Linked DNA regions of Homo sapiens: all the other regions are linked to region 2. A link is a contact called in ENCODE Hi-C data. All regions are on one chromosome and are shown on one strand. Each heading gives the region's core, a stretch centred on a gene start or an enhancer-like site at or near the end of the contact. The rest is flanking DNA. Distances are from core to core; before and after follow the strand shown. Region 1 overlaps FLT1 (fms related receptor tyrosine kinase 1). Region 2 overlaps USP12 (ubiquitin specific peptidase 12). Region 3 overlaps PAN3 (poly(A) specific ribonuclease subunit PAN3).

Evidence for each region. Hi-C counts contacts between places; a loop is a spot of excess contacts on that map. Pooled maps may share reads with other maps.
Region 1: a map with no recorded cell type shows a loop between it and region 2 (10-fold over the local background). The contact joins two enhancer-like sites. A Hi-C loop is called at or near these places in 3 of 37 single-sample maps with no recorded cell type and 4 of 50 pooled maps.
Region 3: a pooled map shows a loop between it and region 2 (17-fold over the local background). The contact joins two enhancer-like sites. A Hi-C loop is called at or near these places in 5 of 37 single-sample maps with no recorded cell type and 7 of 50 pooled maps.

What each region holds. Positions count from the first base shown.
Region 1 is chr13:28,428,763-28,431,807 of GRCh38, reverse strand. It overlaps FLT1 (fms related receptor tyrosine kinase 1), which reads left to right. Exons shown (of 30, transcript NM_002019.4): 7 at 498-672; 8 at 1,641-1,758. Among named protein-coding and RNA genes, the nearest start is that of FLT1, 65 kb to the left of the region's middle. RefSeq lists enhancers at 843-1,502, 1,522-1,921. Within about 2 kb of position 1,772, at least 3 of the 41 ENCODE cell types and tissues checked have a DNase peak (open chromatin) inside an H3K27ac peak, as active enhancers do.
Region 2 is chr13:27,129,569-27,132,753 of GRCh38, reverse strand. All of the region lies in intron 1 of USP12 (ubiquitin specific peptidase 12), which reads left to right. All of the region lies in intron 1 of USP12-AS1 (USP12 antisense RNA 1), which reads right to left. Among named protein-coding and RNA genes, the nearest start is that of USP12-AS1, 5.6 kb to the right of the region's middle. RefSeq lists a silencer at 1,534-1,583 and an enhancer at 1,614-1,683. Within about 2 kb of position 1,398, at least 12 of the 41 ENCODE cell types and tissues checked have a DNase peak (open chromatin) inside an H3K27ac peak, as active enhancers do.
Region 3 is chr13:28,267,452-28,270,436 of GRCh38, reverse strand. All of the region lies in intron 12 of PAN3 (poly(A) specific ribonuclease subunit PAN3), which reads right to left. Among named protein-coding and RNA genes, the nearest start is that of PAN3-AS1, 130 kb to the right of the region's middle. Within about 2 kb of position 1,581, at least 3 of the 41 ENCODE cell types and tissues checked have a DNase peak (open chromatin) inside an H3K27ac peak, as active enhancers do.

The sequences.
Region 1 (3,045 bases), core at 523-3,022, 1.3 Mb before region 2:
AGAAGCACTGTCATTAAGCCAGACACTAACTAAGGCTTATGATTGTCCACGTTTGTGTGCGATATCTATGCCTAGGGAACAGGTTACTGTGTAGAGAGGTGTGTGTGCCAGAGGAAGGACACTAGATTTATGCTCAAACAACTTCAGTTCCTAGCCAACTTGGGCCAGGGTATCACTTCCTTCAGTTTTTTCATCACTAAAAGGGCAGTCAGCCTGCCAATCTCATTAGGTTGTTGGGACAAACAATTGAGATAGTATATGTGAAAGTGTATTTGAAGAAAATTAAGTGCTAAATAAATCCTGCTATGCTACATATTTGAAGCACCTCTAGACACAGATGTAGTTTCCAAACATTACGCTCTAGGTGGATTTGACATGATTCTTAGTATAAAACAGAAGCTGTTGTCGAACTAATGATCTAAGAAATGTTAAAATCCTATATAACTTTAAGCATGAACACTCACTCCTTCTACATTTGTTATACATTTTCTTTCTAGAAAAATAAGAGAGCTTCCGTAAGGCGACGAATTGACCAAAGCAATTCCCATGCCAACATATTCTACAGTGTTCTTACTATTGACAAAATGCAGAACAAAGACAAAGGACTTTATACTTGTCGTGTAAGGAGTGGACCATCATTCAAATCTGTTAACACCTCAGTGCATATATATGGTAAGCATAGTTCAGCGTTGCCAACTCATGCTATGCTTTCTAATCATTGTAGATGTCTGTGTTCTCTAAATAAGTCAGTTTTCTGTTGGCCAAGAGTTACATTATCATGAATGAATACAGCTTGGCCATGGTTCCCTCCTCCCCCTGTCAAAAAGCAAACCACATTAAGTACTCTTTACATTTAATACTTTTGAATTGAACAGAGAGTCCTTTCTTTAGATGCTTATTATGGCTAATAATTCGGTTAGAACCTAATATATTTATGAAATTCTTAGTGTTCTGTATAAACAAAACAGAAAAAGATGATGAGTTTTATCTTTATTATCTAAGAAAAATTTCTCAGGTACTACCATGAATTAGAGAAATAAAAATATGGTATGCTAAATCATTTAGAATTAATGCTATTTTATTCCTGCTTTTACTCTCAAGGAATCCTAATGCTGTTGCTTAATTTCAGTATGCAAATTCTATAAAGAAAATGCTTAAAGACCTTATTTCCATTGCTGAAAAGGAAACAGTGTGGAGGGCAGAAACTATGGAACAATTCTATCAGTAGCCTTTATTTCCTTTTGTCTTTCTCCAGTTGATTTTTGATATCAAATTGGTTGTTTTAGGGTGTACAGAGCAACTTTTTCTCACCTTGCTTATAGTGGCCAGGTAGATTTTTAGAAATATCTTCCCACTTCTTTGTTATTGTGATAGAGATATTTAAGGTGTTTCACTTTCTGTTGCTCTGCCACTGTTTTATGTGGCTAGGACGTGATACCATTTGATTTGAAAGGCGTTCACCAATTACAGTGCTTTTAAAGTATCCTATTCATGATCAACATTTGGGCTCATTGATAGGCTCTATCATAATTCAGCTCTGTTTATTTACTCATTGATTACACCCTCCCTGAATGAGGCCCTAAGGTTTTGTTTATGGAAATTATTCTTTTCTAATGTATGTATCACTTCTCCTTTCAAAGATAAAGCATTCATCACTGTGAAACATCGAAAACAGCAGGTGCTTGAAACCGTAGCTGGCAAGCGGTCTTACCGGCTCTCTATGAAAGTGAAGGCATTTCCCTCGCCGGAAGTTGTATGGTAGGACCATCCTTATTTCCATAACAGTTTAAGACATACTTTGTAAGTGGGAAGCTGCAAGAGCCTAATGACTCGAATTCCTGACAAAATACCAAGAGACGTTCCTCAGACAGCCCCAGAGAGCTCAGAACTCTGTAGATTCTTGGGTGGTGGAGGTGAGAAGGGCTGGGGAAAAGGAAATAATGTAGCAAGGTAAGCGAGAGATGAGGTTTGTTTGAGTGCTCGCTTCAGTCTAGTCTCTTACTGTGGCTAACTTTCTGCATCTCTAAACCTTCCTATGATGTCAACATTCTTTGAATGGGATGTGTTGAGCAATGACTAGGAAGCATTTTGAATATGTAACATGCTCTATTAACCCTGAAGAAGTGGGCTCTTGTAATGAGAATGCTGAAAATAATTCTTTTATATACAGCTGGGTTGAAAGTTCCAGTCCTGTTTTAAAATTAAACAAACATTAATAGAGACAAGACTTACTCATTTGAAGAGGGGGACGATGGGGCCTATTTGAACTAATTAAGTTTTTTTTGGCTAGAAAGATACATATTCAAAACCTCCTTCAGCAGTTGTTTTTTAAAACACTGGTACAACACCTGATGTAAAACAATGTAATCTGTTTATGATCTGCAATCATTTTACAAAATTACTGTTAAATGCCAATATCTTTGGCTCAAGTCATTACATTTTAAACAAAGGGTATAGTACAAAACTGATTAGCAAAACAATCCATACAATAGGGATGTGGCGCCATTTTAGAATCTCCCTAACCAGAGCTGATTTGGCTTTCAATGTCATATGAGGGCAGTGTTTGTTTGCAGTTCCCTCAAATACTTAATAGGGAATTAAAGAGAAAATTTTAACTTTGTGCTATGTCTTCATGCCATTGCAGTAGAAAAATGATCTTTTTTGCTTCAGAATATCAAAAACGTTTAGTAGTAAATTTTTAGGTTTAATAGTAAATTGAATAGTAATCTGATGACTCCAGGAGGTACATTCACTCTTCCAGTGTCTGAGGGCACGCTCATCTGTTAGTGTTGATTTCTTCAGTAACTAAGTAGCAAGGGCATTAAAAAAAAATTCAATCCACCGTCAAAAATGCTGACTTGTTGTAGGAAATAATTTAAAGTAATACCAAGACAATATTTGTAATCACAAAGTGTAGCATCCTCATTTTAATTACTTTGGATCTGAGACACACTAGTAATGGGAATTTGTTTGTAGGACTTTATAATCATGCATGATAATGAACTAAGTTCCCAATATTAAACCTTTATACAGAACACAAGAAAC
Region 2 (3,185 bases), core at 149-2,648:
TACAGCAGACACAGGACAAGGACATTCCTATTCTGAGTACTGCTCTTCTTGTTAACGTGCCCACCAGCTCCTCACACACATAGAACTTGAAACCAACGATCTTTTAGGACAGCCAGACCTACGCAAATGCAGAGGAAACCCTCTTGAGATACTTACACTAACCATCTTTCATTCACAAAGCCGTACAGCCAACCAGGGATTTCCAGACACTTGAGGACAACCAAGAGATTGGAACATGGAAGAGTCTCCTTCGAGGGGCAGTAATTTAATGAGTGAGGGCTATATTTCTGTTCCTTTGCTTTTTCTTTTTCTTTTCTTTTTTTTTGCCTTCCTGTACTGCTTTTTATTGGAATGATATTTTATGTTTTGCTAGTAACCTATACATTTTTTAACATGTGTAACTAAAATTTTCTTGTTTGAAGTTACTAACATTTCTACTGGCCCCTCTCTACTTCATAAGCCAATCTCCTTTGCACACATTAGCTACCCTTCAAGTATCTACTCTTTCTAGTTAATTGCTTTTTGAATACACCAAAGATAAAGCATGGAAGATATAATTATAGAAGCTAATGTAAATGTTATAATCCCTGAATATATGAGTAAGTGGCTGGGAGGTGGAGGAAATGAGGGATAGCAGGAAAGGTGAATGTGCTTATTTCCTTTTGTTTCATAGCCCGGATTTCTTACGTGCTATATGAGAATTGGTAAATCTAGCTAAAGATTTAGATGTAGAACCAGTAGAAGCACTAGAACAATACTCTACCCAGTGACACGTAATAAAAATTAGGAGGTGGCCTGTGGAAGGAGAGTTGGGAGGTAGTGTGTGTGTCAATTTCTCTTCTTGCAAAAGCACAGAATTAAGAGCTGTTGACTGAGGCATGCAATATATTATTTAAAGTTATGATAATCATTATTAAGAACTAAAACCGTTAATGGGTATTGTCTCCAGGGAAATGAACCTTAAGAGAGGGAGTGGTGAATAATACTTTGAGTTTTACACCCTCTTTACAGTTTGAATTATTTTTAGATTGTGAACTTAGAGTACTTATAAAATAAAAGGTTTTATACAAAGCATATGAAAGGGATTTGGTGCTTGTTCTGATATTTTAACTGTCCATAGGAAGCTAACCTCAGACTTTTACATAGGTTAAAGAGTGGTCTCTTTTCCATTTACATAGTGGCTTTCAAAACCAAGTGTACTTGAACAAGGTACTTCACTCTACTGGGGCAAGTTTCCATCACGTTGCTCACTTTGGTAAAATGATTACTTAGAAAAATCCAAATGACTCATGTTTCTAGTCATACCTTTACATAATGCTTTACGTTTTACAGCACTTTCACATTCACTATTTGATTTCTGTAACCCCGAGGTAGGCAGAGTAGGTATTTTCCTGTATGATATGGTGAGGAAACTAAGACTGAGAAAGTGACTCACCCAGAGTCACGTGGTTTGAGAAGTGGTGGTGGAGCTCACTGCTCACCCTCTCACCAGGAGGGTTTCACACCTGTGCAGCCTTCTGGCCTGCTATGGCTAAAGTGTCTCTTACCAGTTCTTACCTTTCTTCTTTGTAATGTACCCACACTCAAGTTCCCATATTGACTGCTTCCTGCATTCTGAATTTGTATTCAAATTGTGTTTAACATATGTAAATCTGTGCTTATTTTAAAAAATGAATTTTACTGCATTTTGAAAATGCCACACATAAACTTTGAGTGTCATTCAGCTCTTGTTATTTCTATAGCTGCACAACACTATTCCTTCCTTACTTTCATGAACTGATCTTTTCATCCAGAATTTTTCTGACACCCTTGTTTTTAAGCGTCACGGCTTGCTGAAGCAAAGTGGTGGAATTTAAATGTTGTTGCCTTCAAGAATTAGCTAATCTTTTGGACTTGTGATACTTGTGTAATCTTTTTGGACTTGTGATTTGACCTCATTTGATCCCTGCAGAAATGGTTCTCATCCAGGAAATTTGAGATTTCAACAAGTGACTCACTGAAAAAACCACGTTAGTCGTGGGGAAGTAAGCGTGCTCAGCTCTTGTTTTGGGACCCCAGTGTGATACCGTTGATACGATTGATTTAATAATACCTTTGACTAGTCATTCCAGTGTCTGGAATTCCTCAGGGATGGTTTCTGTCAAATTCTTTTTTCCTGCAAATACACCATATTTTCCTTTTTTTTTTTTTTTGGCATGTTTTGTGATTTTTTTTGTGTGTGTGTGAGAACTGAACAGTTTGAATGTTGTAATGTGGTGACTCTGAAAATCAGATTCTCCACCTCCTCAGTGATTGCTTTTTTGAGGCTTGCAGTCATCCATTTGTATAATGACTTTTCTAAACCAGTTTTGCAAAGTCTGTATTCCTTGTTGTGTGTGGTCACTGAAGTTTCTGTCTTACTATCTCTGGACAGCTATGACTTGATAGAGATTTAGTATAATGTCTGGATCCCCATCCCCCTCAATAAAGGGAAAAAAACAAGAAAGGTTGCAGCCTAAGGGGACAGAAACAAAAGCAAGAATCTGTGCTGTTTCCCCAGGCTACTGCCAGAACTGAGCAAAATGCACAATCCTAAATTGTTGAGGGCAAGGTTCCCGCTGCCAGCCCTGTTACTAGGCAGCTGCTCTAGGAGGTGGTCCTGTGCCCGCCTCTGGGGATGCTGAGGAGTAGGGAATAGTAGCTGGTTTGCATGCTGTGCTCTCTTCTCCCTTCATCAACTACTGCCCTGGGTGTTTAATGTCTGATTAGGTTCTAAGGTTCAGAATAGTTGATTCTGATGTATTTTTCAGCTTAATGGTTTTGGTGGAAGGACTAACCCTGGGAGCTTTCTACTCTGCCATTTTTCATGTTGGTCACTCCACTCGTATGTTTTGGATGTGACCGTGCTTCATGCCAGTTGGCAGCCAGTTCTTTTCTACTTCCCCACCATTTATCAAAGAGTGGTGCTTTCTTGTTGTTGAAAAGACCGAAACTACATTAATGGAATAAAGTTCTTTGCAGCATTTCTCTAACATCCTTCACAAAAATTATGCATACATTTATTTTTATTTGCTATTATTATTATTAAGAGATAGGGTCTCACTCTGTCGCCCAGGTCATAGTTCACTGCAGCCTCGAACTCCTGGGCTTAATGATCCTCCTGCCTCAGCCTCCCGAACAGCTGGGACTACAGGCGTGCTCCACAA
Region 3 (2,985 bases), core at 332-2,831, 1.1 Mb before region 2:
AATTACTTAAAGTAAGAATTTATATGTAATTGTTAACCAAATAAATATAAAAACAGAAACCGTAGAGGTTTTTCTACTTAAAATGTGGCTGGCTAATCCTACCCTGTATTATTGTTTAGGCATGTGAGAGCTGTTCATTGTGTGGCTTGATGGAAATAAAAGTCTCTACCATCACTTATGTTGAATGTTTGTTTTCCTTATATCACTCAGGCCCCTCTACCACAAAGGTGGATTCTATCAACTCATTAAGTGGTTTTTGATAATATTTTCTAGGTCATTGTTAATATGTTGTAAATCAGTAGAAAAGGAGACATATAAATTTAATCAAGATTTTGTAATTATTCCAAGGAATATGACCTTATATTCTTTTCTTTGTAGAGACACTTTTGCTACATTGCCCAGGCTGATCTCCAACTCCTGGGCTCAAATGATCTACCTGCCTCAGCCTCCCTAAGTGCTGAGATTGCAAGCATGAGTCCCTACACCCTGCTGATCTTATATTCATATTGTTGTAAAACAACCTTTTGTGAATCAGTTATAAAAAGCAACATAATTAAATGGTTAATTATGTACTTATAATAAATAGCAAATATGTACTTATGGCTTGGAATAAAATTTCTGGTAAGCAGCACATACAAAATTAAAAATAATTATCTCTCAATTTGGACAGAACAGAAGATAATATACTCTGGAAATATGTGTAAGAAGGCTCAAAAAAATGGGACCGGTAACAAATGCCAAGACAATGTGAAAAATGACTATGAACTGTTTAAATGAAACTATTTAATTAATGTAGTAATAAGGAAACAAGAGTTTTTGCAGCAAACATATAGTGCTTACTGTGTGCCAGACTCTGTTCTAGTTGTTTTACTGATATAGACTCATTCTGAATCTCGTATCAACTCCACATGGTATGCTATTCTTCTCATTTTCTAAATCAATATATTTCTTATACTTTGCTTTTTTTTTTCACTTGTGCTAAGATAATAAATTACATAGTGTAAGAAAATGGTAGGCTTTTATGCATGTATGGTATGGTTAGGGAAGTTACGACTACTCAAACAATATTTTAAACTATTAGAAAAAAGGACTACTTCCTATGAAAATATAAACATTAATATATTAATCAGTGAACACCAAAAACAGAATAATTATGATTAAAAAATTACTGGAAAAGAATGCTATAAAAGAGTGGTTCTCAAAAGAAACCACTCCAGCATTTGGCAACATCTGGAGATATTTCTGGCATTACAATAGGGGTAGAGGGGGATTGCTACTGGCATTCAGTAGGCAGAAGCCAGGCCCTTCAGTCAGAAGAGGCCACTATAAACATTCTGAAATGCATAAGACAGCCCCCACAAAAACTTAAGCAGTTGAGAAACACAGTTATAAATTAAAGCCAACAGTCATTTCACAGGTGTTACTACCAAAATAAATTTGAGCAACAACTATAGTCATCTATAAGAATAGTTGTACCACATCCCCTTCCACAAAATTATGCATGTGTCTACAGATGACATAGCAAAAGGAAAAAAATGACCACATTCTATGACCAGATTTTAAATGTGAAACAGCCATGTAACCACAACTTTCTTTTTTCAACTGTCAGGATGCAAAAAAAAAGAAGTAACAAGTAAACAGAAGTAATATATTTTTGTCTATAATTAGAGTCTTGAAAGGAGTTGTAATCTGAAAGATACTAGAATATGGACTCAAATCTTTCTCCCCTCCTCTTTAATTTTCAAGTCAAGAAAATCTTAAGATTAAAAAGCATAATAACGTGATGCTGCTTTCTTGCCCCCATAGACTGAGACCTTCCCTAAATACATAAATTAATGAATAGACATCTCAAAATGGATTTACTTTTCTCTGAAATCATTTACCCTTTAACACACATTTGTTAGAATTCAAGTATTCTGGTTGTTTGCAAAATCTCAATGATAAAACAATTCTTTAAGTATATATTAGAAAGGGACAAAGAAGAAAATATTTCATGTTTAAGGAAAAGTTACTTAAAATTCTATTTTGAAACCTTAGATTAAGTAACATGGAATCCAACCTTCAAACAAAAGCATTTGTTTAGGGAAATAATTACATAAAGAACAATATAGTCATAATAGGAATCATTAAATTATATTCAGAGAATATAAAAACTATGGGGAAAATACCTATAATAAAGAAAAGATGTAATATGATATAAAAGGTTAAAACAAAAAACAATGCAAAAGGAGACAAAAACAAAACAAAGCAAGATTGAAAAGAAATGTACTAAAAGATTCACAATGGTTGTACTTAGGCAGGGAAGCCAGAGAGACTATTTCTAAGCTATTGAATTTTCCAAGTCACCTTTATTAAGAAAGCATCATATTTTTAAAAGAAAAACATTTTAAAGAGAAAAACAATTTTAACACATTTCCAGTTAAATATCTGATATCTATGTGAGTCTTCAAAAATCTATCTTATCTTAGTAAATATGCAAAAGACATTATTTCCTAACTTCTTGACCATCATCTCCATTTCTTTGACATATTTCTTTTTAAAATGTGATATGGTTTGGCTGCGTCCCCACCCAAATCTCATTTTGAATTGTAACTCCCATAATTCCCACAGTGTTGTGGGAGGGAGCTGGTGGGAGATAACTGAATCATGGGGGTAATTTCCCCCATACTGTTCTCGTGGTAGTGAATAGGTCTCATGAGATCTGACAGTTTTACAGGGGGAAACCCCTTTTACTTGGCTCTCATTCACTTCTCTTGTCTGCCGCCATGTGAGACATGCCTTTCACCTTCTGCCATGATTGTGAGACCTCCCAAGCCACATGGAACTGTAAGTTCATTAAACCTCTCTCTTTTGTAAATTGCCCAGTCTCGGGTATGTCTTTATCAGGAACATGAAAACAACTAGTACAAAATGTAATAGAGTCTTTAAACTAAATGATTACAGGGAAAAATTATACGTATTTTAAAATAGAAAACTACTCTTCCA